Linked DNA regions of Mus musculus: all the other regions are linked to region 1. The links are chromatin loops, found by intact Hi-C in ENCODE. Cell type or tissue: left cerebral cortex. All regions are shown on one strand.

Region 1 (5,000 bases):
CTTAGAGAAGTGAGCATGAAGAATAAAAGGGATGTCTGATGTTCTACAAAAAAGTCAGACATATCCATAGACTGGAAAAGCCATCTAGAAACAAGAGTGATGTCATATGGTGACTCGGAAAATCAGGCAGGAGATGTGCAGTTAAAGTTGGAAGCTGGAGTAACACTACCTTTTCAGAGTTGACTGATGTGATGCTAGGGCCATATGCTTTAAGGAAGAGGTCTAAATTCAGAAAGATTCTCAAATTGGGCTTGGTGGTGCTCCCTAGTGATCCCAGCTCCAATGAGGCAAAGGCTGGAGGATCAAAAGCGCAAGGCCATCCAAGATAAGGCTAGCAGAGGATTCATAAGAACAAGTCTCAAGACAAAACAAAACACCCTCCAAGCAGGCACCTGCGTTCCTCTCTGGCTGCCTCGGGGTTCTCACCCAGGGTTAATGCTGTGCTCACTCTCTTTGTTGCCGAATGTATCCAGTTCTTTTCTAGCTCCTAGCAGCCCCAGCACCTGTGGATCTACATTGTCTGTGGCTTCTCCAAGCTGTATGCTGCACCTATGGGTCCTGAGAGTTCTGTGTGAAGTCTTTAGCTCAAAGGAGTCAATCTCAACCTACTCCCCCTCCCCTCTTGAAGGGTGAATTCTCCAACATATGCCTAAATATTTATATATTTTTCTTCCATAAAATGTATCAACTAAATTATAGACATTTGGAGGTTAATTACCTGTAATATTTTTTTCTTTCCAAGATAGAGGAGGAGAGAACGTGTCTACCCTTCCTCACTATGGTATTCCAGTATCAGACATTCTGTAAACATTTGCTGTGGAATAAAACTCAGCCCATTTATATATAATAGCATTTCCCAGAATGCCAATTATTTACTTATTTATTCATTTATTTTTTTTGGAGAGGTTCTCACACTGCCTCAGCCATCTACATGCTAACATCAGAAGCATGCGCCATCACACTGCAAATCTTATAATGCACATACATAAATATGATTCAATACATGATGTGAAAGTGGTATAATTTAAATATAATATATAATTTTTTATATAATAATGTGTGGTGGTTTGAATATGTATAGTCCCCATAGACTCATGTGTTTGAATGCTTAGTCCATAAGGAGTGGCACTATTAGGAGGCGTGGCCTTGTTGGAGGAAGTATGTGCGTGTTTGGAGCGGGAGGGCTTTGAAATTTCCTATGTTCAAGCTATGCCTGGTGTGTCACTCAGTCTCCTTTTGCTGCTTGTGCAATATGTGGAGGCATATCTCATGGGCTCAAGCATAAATCTTAGGCAATACTTTTAAAAATTATTCATTTTATGTGTATGTGTGTATGTGTGTTTTGCTTACATGTATGCCTGTGATCCATGTGCATGCCTGATACCTATGGAGACTGGAAAAGGATAGCTGACCTTCTGGGACCATAGAGGTTTAAGAGTAAAATCCAGATTCTCTGCAAGAGCAGCCAGTGTTCTTCACCCAGAGCCATTTGCCAGGTCTTAATGCAACACTTTAAATTCATCTTCTTTTTTGGAGATTGGTTCTTATACTCTATCAAGCTTAGGCTGACCTAGAACTCACAATAATCCTCCTGCCTCAGTTTCCCAAGTGCTGGGGTTGCAGGTGTAAGTTTCTAACTGCAGGTGTAGATTTTTGTATATAGAAATGGAATAAGTGAAACTTATTTGGGAAAAAAGCTCTATTTGAAATTCCAAAAGTTAAATAATACAAGATAGATTACACTTTTCCATTTCAAAAGCACTTTATGGCAAAAACAAAGGGCACTGTCTCTTCTTATATGCAAGGGCTTTTGTCTTATTATTAACTTAGCATCTACTTTTCTTTTCTTTCTTTAATTTCTTCACTCCTGCCTCCATGTCTCTCTCTAGTCTTTCTTTCCCTCCCCCTCCCCTACCTACCTTGGCAGGCCTGGGATTACAGGGGTTCTGCCAGGCAGGGCTCCCAGCACCTTTTCCTCTTTACGACCCCCAAGGTTTCAGACTCAGAACACACATTTATTAGGAGAGCCCCAAACTCATGCTTCTCAGAAATGCTTGTTTATCTATTTGTATTTTCACACAAACTCCCTTTTTGAGACAGGGCCTCTTTATGTAGTCCTGGTCGCCTTAGAACTCACTTTGTGGACAAAACTGGCCTTAAACTCACAGAAATCTGCCTGCCTCGGCCTCCCAAGCGCTGGAATTAAAGACATGCATCACCATGCCCAACTCTTTAAAATTTTTGTCTGATTATATTGCCTTCTAAAATTTGTTCCAAGGCTTTGTTTCAAACACACCCGTAAAGAAGAGTCTGTTACAAGACTGTGTCAAACTCAGCCCAGATATAATAACTGTAAAACACACAAAAAGGCAAATAGAATTAGGGTACCCAGAATGATTTCTTTTCCTGTCCAACATCCTAGCGCAGGTTTTAAACAAACACAACGCCAACTGGAAGAAACAGCCCATGAGTGGAAGCAGTGTGAGACTTTATCCTGTCTTAGAGATACACGCAGCTGAACGCTTTGTGGAGGCTAAGCGGTAGCATCACTCGGTAGAACAGCTCCTGGGTCAGGCCCTAGGCACCCAGGAGGTCCCCCACCCCCTTGGTCTCTGGGTGCACAGTGAGGGTCCTAGCGCGCTCCTGGTCCGGGAGACGCAGTCCTTCAGTCTCTCGAGCAGCCAGGACCCGCTTGAGTGAGTTCTCCTCCTGGCTGGGTTATTTTTTCAGACTGTCAAGTAGGGAAATCCTTCCGAAAACTCTGGATCGCGAAGGCACAGCCGAGTACAAACTCCTGACCCTGGGGGTTGTCAAGATGGCAAACTCAGTCGGAGCTGGCGAGAGTGCCCGGCACTCCCGCTCTCACACTGGGGTGGCGCTGCGTTCCCGGAGACCGCCGCCTTCCATAGCGCGCGGGCCCGGGGCGGCGGGGCGGCGAGGACCCCAGCGCGCCTGCTGACTACAGATCCCAGGGTGCCTCTGCCATCTCGCTCCCTCCCAGCGCCGGCCCCGCCTCCCCAGCCCTTGTTGTTTTGGCTGGAAGCGCTCCGGAGGAGTTTCAGAGAAAGTCTGGGCTGAAGCTAGAGGCGACCGATCGTGGGAAGGGGAGGCAGAAAGGCTAGGAGGAGGAGGGCCGGGGCCCAGGCCGCGCCTCCCCGAACCCGCCGCGCGCCCCCGGGGTGGGGGAGGAGCGCAGGGGACAGGACAGAGGGGTCCCTCCCCGAAGCAGAGCCGCCCTGCGCCTCGTCCCTGTGCTGATCCCCGCCCTCATCCGAGGCTGGAGCGCAGACCCACCCTCCCACCGCGGACCCGCGACCTCCCCGACGCCCGGCGACGCCCTGACCCTCGCTGCTGGTCCGCGAACTCCCTAGGCTGATCAGGACCTGCCCCTGTGCCGGCTGCCACCCGGACGCCGCACGCCTTCCCAGGCGCCCTTTTCCGAGCAGAGGGAAAGAGAAGATCGAGCCCCTCTCAGTGTGAATGCGCCAACGGGCGGAGCGGAGCGGAGCGGACACCGCGCGCGGGCATTGTGTGTGCGCGTGCAGCGTGGGGTCCGCAGCGGGGAGCACCCGCGGGAGGTCCCGTTTCCAAGGGGCGGAGCGCAGGGCTTCCAGTTCTGGGCTCCCTGTCCGGACAGAGTCCCAGCGGAGCCCGACCGCTGCCTAGGCGGCGGGACGGCGCGCCTGGCGGCCAGGAGGGCGCACTGAAAGAAGGTCGGCGAGCCCTGGTCCCCGCGGTTCCCGATCGAGTTCCTCTTCAGTCCGCGAATCTGCGGGAGAGGTTCGATCGCCGACACAGGGCGCGGGGAGCCGGGCCGCCCCGTCGGGGGAATCTGAGACGTCCTCTGGGCTGCGTTTGACTGCCGTGCCCGCCGTGCACGGAGCGCGTCCACTGTGTCCACCGACCCCTTTGGTGTCTGGTCCTCGAGTCCTCACGGCGTGCACCATGAGCGGCGGCGAAGTGGTTTGCTCGGGATGGCTCCGCAAGTCGCCCCCGGAGAAGAAGTTGAAGCGTTATGTAAGTACAGGTCAGGTCACCGTCTGCCCCGCTGCAGCAGCCTGCGCGCCCGGTTGGCTCTTCCACGAATCCCGCCCTCCTTTTCCTCGATCCGTCTCTCGGCCGGCGGGCTCCGGACCGGGTGCGGTCCACTCCCACCCTGACGTCCACTCGGCGGCCAAACTTTCTCCCTCCATATTGCAGACTGCCTCCCTTGTAGGCCTCGTTGCCTGTTAGAGAAGCCCAGTTTTCCAGCTCAAAACTGGCTGCATACTTTGGTTGTTGTTATTTCCATTTAGCAAGGGTGGAGTGAAACAGGGAGAAAGAGCCTTCTTTTATTATCTGTATCAGATTCTCATGGAGCTGTTAAATCTCCCCTCCCCGAGAAACCGCGGAGGTAGTAAGTACTCATGGGTTCTCGATTGGGTCCGCGCCCGCTCTCCTTTGCGCCTCCAGGAGGTGGAGGGAAGTGAACTGTGGACGCAAGAAGTGGATAATATAGGCAAACTTCTCAAAATATTCGCTCAAGGGAAAGGGGAAAAAAGTTCTTATGAACCCTGCCGTCTGCTTAGCATTTTCATGGTTTTGCTTTGAGGACACTGGATTTTGGCCTGAGAACCCTGGCGGTTTGATTCGGCAGGAGGGCGCTGGGGGGAGCCTGGTGGCTGGTGTTTGGGCGCCTTAGAAGCGCTGTCAAGCCCCGCAGGAGGGGACAGCTGAAGCCAACAGGGATTTCTTGATGCTGGCGTTTCTTTTCCCGGGCACCAGAACGGCTTAACTGGTATTTGCGTAATTGATTCAAGATGCTGATTGTGAGATGACTGTGTTCACGGTTAGGAAAACTGTATCTTGAAGGAGCCTATAATACTTGAGTGGAACTATATCCTCATCGGGAATCTAGGGTCCTAAGTCTTCCTTCAGATTGGCTAATTTTGCGATGTACCCTGTCAGTAAAGAAATGACACTTTGTACCGGCATTTGAAACAAGTATTTTTAGGGTGAAA
Region 2 (5,000 bases), 77 kb after region 1:
TTAAGTGAAGGTCTTGACCTGGAATTTGAAGGAAGTTGATCATTGGAAGAGGAATGAAGTGTGAGAGTGTGGAGGGGAATGCTCAGAAGACAACCTGGTTTGGAAGATGCAAGGTCATGTGCCGTCCTGGAACTGACACTTGGACTGCACTAACTTCCTATCTCTGATTTCTTTCCCAGAGATCTTCTAATCAAGTTCACTGGCTCTCTGTGGTGATTTTGATGGGCAGAAAACACTAGATTGTCTATATCAAGGCTTTCAAGACCTTAGTAATTTGTTAATTGTTGTTGCTGATTCAAAATAATTGGAAAGGAAAGGAAAGGAAAGGAAAGGAAAGGAAAGGAAAGGAAAGGAAAGGGGAAAGGAAAGAGGAAAGGAAAGAGGAAAGGAAAGGAAAGAAAGGCCCCTCGTGCTTCGAGTTGGAGAAGCAGTTCCGAGGCGTTTGGACCCAGTGCAGAGTTTGGAGGTCAGCTACCCCACGTCCACCGAGCACAGCACATGTATACAGCATGATGCAGTTGCTGCTCTGAAGGAATCACTTCCCTCCTGTAAAACAGAATCCTCTGGTTATTTGTAACCACAGAAGGCTCCTAGAACAAGTGTATGGCAGAGACAGTGGTTTTCTTTAAAGCTGAACATAGCATCACTTGGGGTAATTGGGCACGTTCTATAAACTTGCTAATTGCATATAGCAAGTGATGGTGAGGGGCTAGTCCAGGTGGGAATTCTTATGACAGGGCTCCATCTGTCCTTTGTGACAGTGTGTTCCAGACTGCTACCCTAGTAGCTGAGAAGCCTGTTTTCAGATCTTGCCAAAGTGTGATAGGCCTGCCTTGAGCTTAGCATAGCCTAATTTGCTTAAGTGTAGATGTGCTTATACGGAATTCTTTTCAACTGAAGTTCATAGACACCTCCCAAGTGTGTAGAGGTTGAAAGCAAGTTAGTTGAAAATTTATGGAGCGCTATCTTCTGACAGTTCTTGAGTAGGCCAGGCAGGTTATGCTCAGACCAGTGTCCCTGTGATGTGTAGGTCATATGAGGATGTCCATATTGTCCTAACTTCAATGGGCATACCTGCTTCTTCATCAATGGGTGATACAAGCTCCCTGGGGAGCAGGGGGATGGGAGCGGAGGAAAGGTACAGAGACAAGGCTTCCCAAAACCCCCAAGTAATTTGGATTAAGAGTACCAAACAGCATGCGACTGGGAAGGACGTGAGGATGGAGGGTCCCAAGCTAGCTTGGGGCAAGCTAGTTAGGGGATGGTTCAGAGAGGAGGACTGAGCTGAGTTCGGGGTGGCTTATGTGCTCAGAATAGCATCTGTTACAGGGCCAAAGGCGGAAAAGAAGACACACCGAAGAGGATGGCAAACCTTTGAGGAGATACAGGTTGGGTTATTATGAATTTGAGCTCTCTCCCATGTAGACAGCAGACAGATAACCAGTAAGCAGAGGGCACCGATATCAGAGGATGGTACATCTAAAGATTCACTAAAGTTGGTACTACATTGATTATTGGGCTTGAAACTCGAGTCATTGTTGTAAGACATGATGGCCACACCGTAAGTTGTTATGTAATTTTCTCAGCTAACCTTATGGATACTGTTTCATTATCATGGAAGTCTAATAGTTAAAATGGTTTTTCATGAGATTTTTATTTAAAGTTGATTTGAGCATTTGCTTTGAAGGTTTCAAGAAAACTCATCTGCTTTGACTGTTACTCAAGCAAGACTGGGAGGCAGTGTACAGCTGTCTCTGGGGCTCCCGAGACAGCAGGGTAAAAATAGGACAAACTTTAAGAATCCCAGATATTCTCAGATAACAAAGACTGGTTTATTGGGGCCTTTTTTGTGCTTGGACAAAACAGAGAAGCCTTTGTGCTGTGATTAGCAAGGGTGCTGATGACAGATCTCCTGTCAAGCATCAGGCTTTATTCTATGACTAAATGGTGCTTTGTCCCGCCATCCAGAGAACCTTTGTATGTGCCTTGTTAAAGTGTGAGTTTATGTAATTGCTTTTGTTTTTCCCGTTTCATTGGTGCCAGATTCAATGAGAGTGACTCATTTTGTGACCGAGACAAACATTCACATTTAGACCATGTTAAAAATAAACAAACAAGAGGCAGGTGCTGCCTGCCTCGGTTCTGCATCTCCGGGCTGCTGTTTCCTGTCTCAGGAGTTCAGGTCTCAGGTAGTGGCTACTACTCAGCTCCCGTGGTCACTGGTCCACTGTGCCCCAGGGCAGTTTCTAAAGGCCTTTTGGATGTTGGTGACAGGAAGGTCCAAATTAGGAAATCTGGTTAGATGGGAAGTAGAAAGTGATGTGTACAGTGTCTCAAAGGCACACAGGAAGACGACAGTCCCAGTCTCTTCTGGCTCTGTAGTTTTCCCACCACACAGCAGTGGTTTGGAGCAGTTACTTTACATGTGTTTTTCACACATATGCCTCATTCAGGGGCTCTTTTTCTCACAGAGAAGACGTTTGGAAAGCACTGATCAAATTTTAATGAGACCATGGAGTGCATTTAATAGTCCCCAAACTGTACAACTTTATTTCCCTTGGGAACTCTGAAGGTGGCCCAGGAAGGAAAGGCCTAGAAGGTTGGGAAAGAAAACAATGGGTTTTTGGAAAGAGAACATACGAAGAGTTTGGCCTCCCAAGACAGACGTGATAGTTGATGAAAATGTAAGGGAGGACGGGTAGAAAGTTCGCTTAAAGGATTGTAGGCAGAGTGGGAGAGATGTTCGCTTGAGAAAGTACTTAGCAGCCAAGTGTCGGGCCTTGAGTTAGATTCCCCAGAGCACATGCAAAAGAGCTGGGCATAGAGGGGTGTGCTTATAAACCCAGTCCTGGAAAGAAAGGTTAGCAGAGGTAGATCATTGGGGCTCACAGACCAGACAGCCTACCCTCCTTAGTAAGCGCCAGGCCAGTGAGGGACCAAACTAAAAAGCAAAACAAGATCAAGGTTGAGCATGTATGTGTGCATGGGTGCGCACACTCTCTCACACACACACACACCCACACACACACACACACCTATAATGGTTAGGTGAACTGGGCACACCCAGCAGTGGGCTGGTTCGGTATGGGGCTGATGACCCTACACAGCTCAGCAGCCTTGGTGGCCCTCGATGACTTGCAGTCTAGAGATTGACACCTGCACCACTGACCCGAGCCACTGGGGAATGGATGAATTATGTTCAATGAATTATGTAGTAAGGCATTTCAGAAAGATTTCCTTGCGAGGCATTAAAGTTTTAGAAATCATTTCTGTATTTAAAGACAGAACCTCTTCAATCTGGGGGGTGGAGGGCACTAACCAGAGAAAGGCTCCTCTGCATAAATAATACTGTTTTCTGACTTTCTGCTTCTCCGTTGCTGTATCAGGCTTAATACTTATGGATGCCTTTATAGGTCTCAGGGCAGAGTCTTATGTGTGCTACCACACCTTGCAAAAGGTGATAAATTTTCTACAATGGCTGTTGTTCATTTGAGTTAGATGAATGGACTTTTGTCATGCAGTATCATGTGTATCTATAATCTTGTGACTTCCCAGTACATGGAACATCCACAGAGCTCCATGCCTTTCTTCTTGGCCACCTTCGTTACTTCCTTTGAGCAGGACTAGGACAGAGGTTGCTGGAGCCTCCGTTGCCACCCCAGACCCTTTGGCACATCCCTAGCACCACCATCCAAATCTACATAAAAAATGCAGTTAGTGTGGAGGCTAAACCCAAAGTACGTGCTAGAGAAATGGCAAGTCTGTGGTGCTCGGCAGCTCTGGGGCACTGCCATGTTGCCTCTGCTGGCTTTAAACAGTAGGTGCTTTCTGATGAGCACACAACTATCTATGGGTGCTGATGAAGACACAGGAGGTCTTGAGTTAGGGTCGGCTCAGGCTTGAAGCACAAGCATGAAGTTCACTCTTGGTCTGATGAGACCATAGAAGACCAAACTCCTATTGGATGATGGACAGACTCTGAAAACACTGTAAACCCAAGCTGACTCTATCCCCACTCGTTACTGAGGGACAAGCACTTTGTATAGGTACAGTTTTCTAAACCAAATCATTGATGCAATTTAGTGTGGCGCTAGGTGACATGAACTGTGGCCATGAATAATGCCCCCGAGAGCTACGGAAACTCGTATCTCTGTCCTCCCAGCTCACAGGGCGCCTTCTTTGCATCACCTCATCTCTGGTGTTCATTCTGGAGCGTCAGTGTGTCTTAGAAGGTGACCAAGACTTACTGCCTCTTAATATTTAGCTGTCTATGCCAGAAAAAATCACTCAAAGAGCAGTGACGCTTTTGGGGGATCCAGGGCCATATTTGGGGGTATAAAAGGTGACTAGACTGTCAGCCACCTAGACCTGCTTTACCTAATGAATATAGGGTTTAGGAAAGGTGGCTGTAAGCAATGTTACAGCCTCCTCTAAAACATTCTTTTTAGGTTTAGGTATTTAAGTTTATGTGTTACATGTTTTGCCAGCATGTATGTATGTATGTATGTGCATCATATATATACACTGGTGCCCTTGGAGGCAACAAGAGCGGTTGGATCACCTGGAAGTGGAGTTACGGGTGGTTGTGAGCTATCATGTGGGTGCTGGGAACTGAACCTGGGTCCTCTGTAAGAGCAGCCAGTATTGTTAACTACTGAGTTACCTTTAGGATAACTCAGTCCTCAGCCCTCTTTAGGAATGGTATTAAAGATCTAGATGAAGGAACTATTGAGTATAGATCCCGATTGCATGCATGCGTGTGTGTGTGTGTGTGTGTGTGTGTGTGTGTGTGTGTGTGTGTGTGTGCACATGCTAGGAAGAGACGCATGACAATTCAGGAATACAGATCTCTGTGATTTCACAACAGCAGACTGGCCATTAGAGTGATAGCTCATTGCTAGCATCTCAGGGAAGCAACCAGGAAAACATCCAAGCCCGTCTCTCCCTCCCCCATCGTGTCACTCCTGAGAAAACAGAATTCTACGTTTTAATGTCTGTCA
Region 3 (5,000 bases), 120 kb before region 1:
AAGAAAATTTTATTTTAGATGGATCTGTGGTGCATAGTTAAAATGGAAAAAAAAAGCAAAATTAGTAATTAAGCTATATGTATTTCCTCAAGTAGTTGAATGAGTATTGCAGTAACTTCTAAATGCATTTAATTTCATACATTAAAATATTTAAATTTGGGGGCTAGACAGATAGCTCAGTGTTTAAGAGCACTTGTTGAACAACCCAGGCTCAGTTTGCAACACCCACACCGTGATTCACAACCATCTGTAGCTACAGTTTCCGGGGCTCTGACACTGTCTTCTGACCTCCCTGGGTATTCACCTTTGTTTCAGGTAACACTCATACACATGAAATCTAACTTGGAATCGTTTAGAAGGCATCAGCCTGCTTGAGTGGCAGTCTACACTGCTGGGAAAGGACTGCATCTCATTTCCTTGTTGGTGATGAGAGTGGCCATTGACAATGTGATAGGAGACAAGACTGCAGCCTGGTTGTGAAGGCCATTTCTCGACTGGAAGAACTTTGGAAGACTTGAAACTATGAAATTCACTTTTAGAGTCCTTTTCTTTCATCTTTCTCCCTTTACCTCTGAGAAAACAAAATAATTTTGGATTTCAGTCTAGTTTAGCAAGAAAGTGACAGATTTTAGTTTTATGAAATTGTCACTGAGATGTGTTAGAAACGTAGAAATGAGAGCCAGGGATATTCTCAGTGATAGAGCACTCTTCTAAGATGCAGGAGTACCTGGGTTGTATCTTCGAGGTGACGAGAAGGGAGGGAGGAAAACCAGACAAAAGAACAAACTCATTAGAATCTGGTAGCTGGCGTGTCCACACCCCAGGCAGCCACAGGTAACTGAGGAAAGCTGATGAGAACACAGCACAAAATCATAAACTGACTGAGAAAGGGGTACTAGGATCAGTGGATCCAAGGGAGGTGTGTTATACCTCAGCAGTTAAGAGCTTGGCTACTATGCCTGTGGATCTGCGCTTAATTCCCAGTACACAAATAGTACTCCACGTGACTGGAACTCTACTTCTGGGGAACCTGATGCCCACTTCTGATCTCTGTGAGCACCAGGCCAGGCACACATGTGGTACATGGATATATGTGCAGGGGAAATATCCAAATGCATAAAGTTAAAATATAGAGAGAAGGTAGGGCATGAAAGTAAGTAGAGTGTGTATGTGTGTGTATGAGTTATCCAAGAAAGCTTTAATTAATAAAAGATTAAAATTTTAAATCATAAATTTAAATTGTGCACTTTTTGTGCCAACTCCTTTCCAACCACCCAATTCTGGAACACCAGCCTAGAAGCTGACAATGTGGTACTATACGCACCTGCTGTAGTATGGCCACATCAGGTAACTGTCATAGAATTCAGGTCTTAAAAGATGGCATAAAAGGTACAATGTGACTTAATGCATTGACACAGAAGAAATCCAGACAGTGCAGGACAGCAATTAACAGTGGTTAATTGCAGAATCTGACCACTGATTGAGGTACTGTTTGGTGAGACAACCCTGATAGAGTAGTGAATACAGTTTATCAGGATTTGGAGCTGCAAAGATATTATGCATAAAGAACCTGGGACACCTTTAGTTCAGAAGTATACTTATATATGGTATCAGATTATGATTAATAATTAGTTGAAAAAATATTCTATCATGATGTCAGCCGTTTCTGTAAAATAGAATTTTCATTTTGCTATCTCTCTCTTTTTTTTTAAAGATTTATTTATTGATTATATGTAAGTACACTGTAGCTGTCTTCAGACACTCCAGAAGAGGGAGTCAGATCTCCTCTTGTGAGCCACCATGTGGTTGCGGGGATTTGAACTCTAGACCTTCGGAAGAGCAGTCGGGTGCTCTTACCCACTGAGCCATCTCACCAGCCCTTGGCTATCTCTTAAATCTTTGATTGTATAAGAGTTGGTATTTAGCAACCATGTCCCCAAAGTACAGTGACTTTCACTCTATCAGAAACCATCAACTGGGAATTGCTCTTCTTCCAAAGATTGGGCCTCTCTGGGACCCCTCTACAGTTCATACTGGAAGTATGACCTGCACAAAACCTGAACAACAGCTTTTCTGCCAAAAGTTGGGCCTCTCTGGGACCCCTCTCCAATTCATACTGGAAGTGCAACTGGCTTGATTTTGTTCAGGTATTGTTCAGGAAACTACAGGCGCTATTAGTTGAGGTGTAAAGCAGTCATGTCATGTCAAAAGTCTGCATTTCACAGCCCCTCCCCTCAACTATAAACTCTGACTTTCTTTGACAACTCTTCTGATGTTCCCTGAGCCTTGGGTGTGGGGAGATTAATAAAAATACTTCATTCACTGCTTTTAAAAAAAAGTTGGTATTTAGACTAATTTTAAGTGAAAGAGCATTATTTTACCATTTACCAGTATTAAATATTTTAATAATGAGCATTATTTTTGGAGCAGCTGTTTTGTTAATAAGGATATGACCTATCTAAGGTATTATTCCTGTTATTATCAAACAATATATTCTTATTAGCTGAGCACAATTTTAGTTACATATAGAGACTTTTGCAGTACACATTGCTATGTACTTTTTTCATTTTTTTTTCAGTTGAAAAATTTAAACTTAACACTAGATGGAGCTCTTTCACTAATTTCAGTTGGGGGATTTCATTGTATTGGTTTTGTTTTTTTGTTTTTTGTTTTTTTTTTTCCGGGAGTTTTAACATTGTTCTGTTAAATAATCTGGTTGGGTTGTGGTGTAACTCACTAATAGAGCACTTGCCTGGCATACACAAGGGTAAGGCTTGAGCCATGGTACTCAAAAGAGGTTTTTAAAAAACAATTTATCTATTCAATAGAATGACCATAGCACTTTTACCTGAAAGTGTTTTTTTTTTTAATGCAACAATGACTGAAACTCCTTTGTACATGTAGTTTGTATTTTAGGTGGATTGTGTGTATAATACATACAGAGATCAAAAGACAATTTACGGGTGTCAGTTCTCTGGATCAAATTCAGGTCCCTAGCATTTGGTAGCAAGGACCTTACCTGCTAAGGCATCCCACAATCTTTAATTGTATTAATAAAAACATTTTATTTAATATAATTACAGTGTGTGTGGAAGTCAGAGGACAATTTGACAGTGAGTTCTTCCACCATCTAGGTTCTAGAGATTTAACTGAGCTTGTTGGGCTTGGTGAGAAATAGATGCTTTTTACTGCTGAGCTGAAGGAGAAGCATATTAAATGCAATTACAGGAGCTGGAGAGAGAGCTCAGCATTAAGAGTGCTTGCTAGAGGACCTGAGTTCAGTTCTCAGCACCCAGGCCTGTGTGGTTCACAAGCACCTGTAACTCCAGCTCCAGGGGAGTTCAAAACCCCCATCTGTCCTCTGTGGGCATGCGTGTGTGCACACTCGCACACACACACATAAATAAAAAAAATAACATTTTAATGCAATTACAGTTATATAACTTAAAAAATTAGATTTAGCTTGCCAATTGAACAGTGTATGACTTTAAGGGAAAAAAGTGATGAAACGTATAGAAAAGTATGTGTTTATCATGTAGTGATTGCATTCTGCTGTCAACTTGTGTGAATTAAGAGTGCTTGTCCCGGTTCTCTTTTCAGATTGTCCCTCATATAGTTAACTTGGTTCACTCCTTCAGAAGTGATGGCCTACCTTCCAGCACAGCCTTCCTAGTACAGTTAACAGAGTTGGTTCACTGTATGATGTACCATTACTCCGGATTCCCAGATCTCTATGAGCCTATTCTGGAGGCAGTAAAGGTATGATGGCTTTTTGTACCAGACTTGGTGAGCGACATATGATATAAGGAACAAATTTGGTAAAATGTATTCCTTTACTGTAATGAGCTGTTTTTAAGGTGGTAGTTTCATTAATGTCAGGGCATAATCTCTTATTTGCTATCGCCATGCTAGATCAATAACCACATTTCTTAATTATGTTGTGTCATCAAGTAAAAGGTGTCACTTTAAATTTATGAGCTGTTAAAGAAATTGGTTGGTGAGGGAATTCTGCACTAGATGCATGCAGACATCAGTTCTGCTTCAGTGTCAGACATGGGCAACAATTAGTCCATCTTCTTAGAAGCAAGGCAATGCTCAATTCCCTCCTGTTTTGATTGTTCTGTGTGTACACTTTATGGATGTCTATATTTTTTAGAAATTCTATTTAAATTATGTTACCTGATTTTCAAGTTTATAAAAGATAGGTTCTAAAAAGGTGGTGAATCTGTGTTGAGGAGTGGATGACTGCAAATTCAGAGCCTAGCCAAGAACTTGGAGAGCTAAACTCAGGCTTAGTCAGAAGTTACTAGATATCAATTCTAATCATGATATTAATATAGCAAATACAATATATAGGCCTCATTGCCTTACTAATGTATATAAGATAAATTAAGGACAAGCTGTTTTTGCATCTGTTCAGCTAACTGAAACTAAGAACTAGGCCTGGGTCACAAGGCAGTTAGGCCTGTGTGTAGCTGGTATGACACTGCCCTTTCAGAAGTAAACGGTACACAGAAGCATTTGCTATGGACTTGAGAGATTGTTACTGCCTTCCCTCATTGCTGCCATGTCTATTGACTGACATTCTTCTGTCTTCCAGTACTCAGAAACAAAGGGCTTACTTCTTAGCCCAAGGAAAGTATTTTCAAGTAGCTGTCAGCAGCAAAAACAAACAAGATAAAAGCAGCTGAAAATGCCATCTCAAAGTGTCAGTCCTCTGTGGGGTAAACAGTAGATGGCGACCTTGGTGACCTAGGGTTCTGTTGCTGTGAAGAGATACCATGGCTACAGCAACTATCCTAAAGGAAAATATTTAATTGGGAATGGCATACAGTTCAGAGGTCTAGTTCATTATCATCCTGGTGGAAAACAGGGCTGCATACAGGTAGACATAGTGCTGGAAAAGGAGCTGGGAGTTCTACATCTGGATCAGCAGGCAGCAGGAAGAGCCCTGTCTTGAGCATGAGACTTCAGAGCCTACCTCTAGTGACATACCTCCA

The links. Peaks named below come from ENCODE experiments on the same cell type or tissue, not always from the same donor. Only the 100,000 strongest peaks of a DNase experiment are listed, where the experiment ranks them.
Region 2: a loop joins it to region 1, with 2.2 times the contacts of the local background. A loop is called at or near these places in 13 of 42 quality-filtered maps.
Region 3: a loop joins it to region 1, with 4 times the contacts of the local background. A loop is called at or near these places in 19 of 42 quality-filtered maps.

What each region holds. Positions count from the first base shown.
Region 1 is chr8:80,878,549-80,883,548 of GRCm38, reverse strand. It overlaps Gab1 (growth factor receptor bound protein 2-associated protein 1), which reads left to right and starts at 3,070. Exons shown (of 10, transcript NM_021356.2): 1 at 3,070-4,017. The coding sequence starts at 3,946. In left cerebral cortex, CTCF peaks have their summits at 2,868, 3,677 and 4,620; DNase peaks (open chromatin) are centred at 3,003, 3,667, 3,942, 4,655 and 1 more place; H3K4me3 peaks cover 2,651 bases; H3K27ac peaks cover 2,655 bases.
Region 2 is chr8:80,801,201-80,806,200 of GRCm38, reverse strand. All of the region lies in intron 1 of Gab1 (growth factor receptor bound protein 2-associated protein 1), which reads left to right. Among named protein-coding and RNA genes, the nearest start is that of Gm51580, 10 kb to the left of the region's middle. In left cerebral cortex, no CTCF peak of the experiment used is centred here; a DNase peak (open chromatin) is centred at 1,940; H3K27ac peaks cover 3,802 bases.
Region 3 is chr8:80,994,441-80,999,440 of GRCm38, reverse strand. Usp38 (ubiquitin specific peptidase 38) reads left to right here. Exons shown (of 10, transcript NM_027554.2): 5 at 3,601-3,759. Among named protein-coding and RNA genes, the nearest start is that of Usp38, 18 kb to the left of the region's middle. In left cerebral cortex, a CTCF peak has its summit at 2,602 (motif pointing right); no DNase peak of the experiment used is centred here.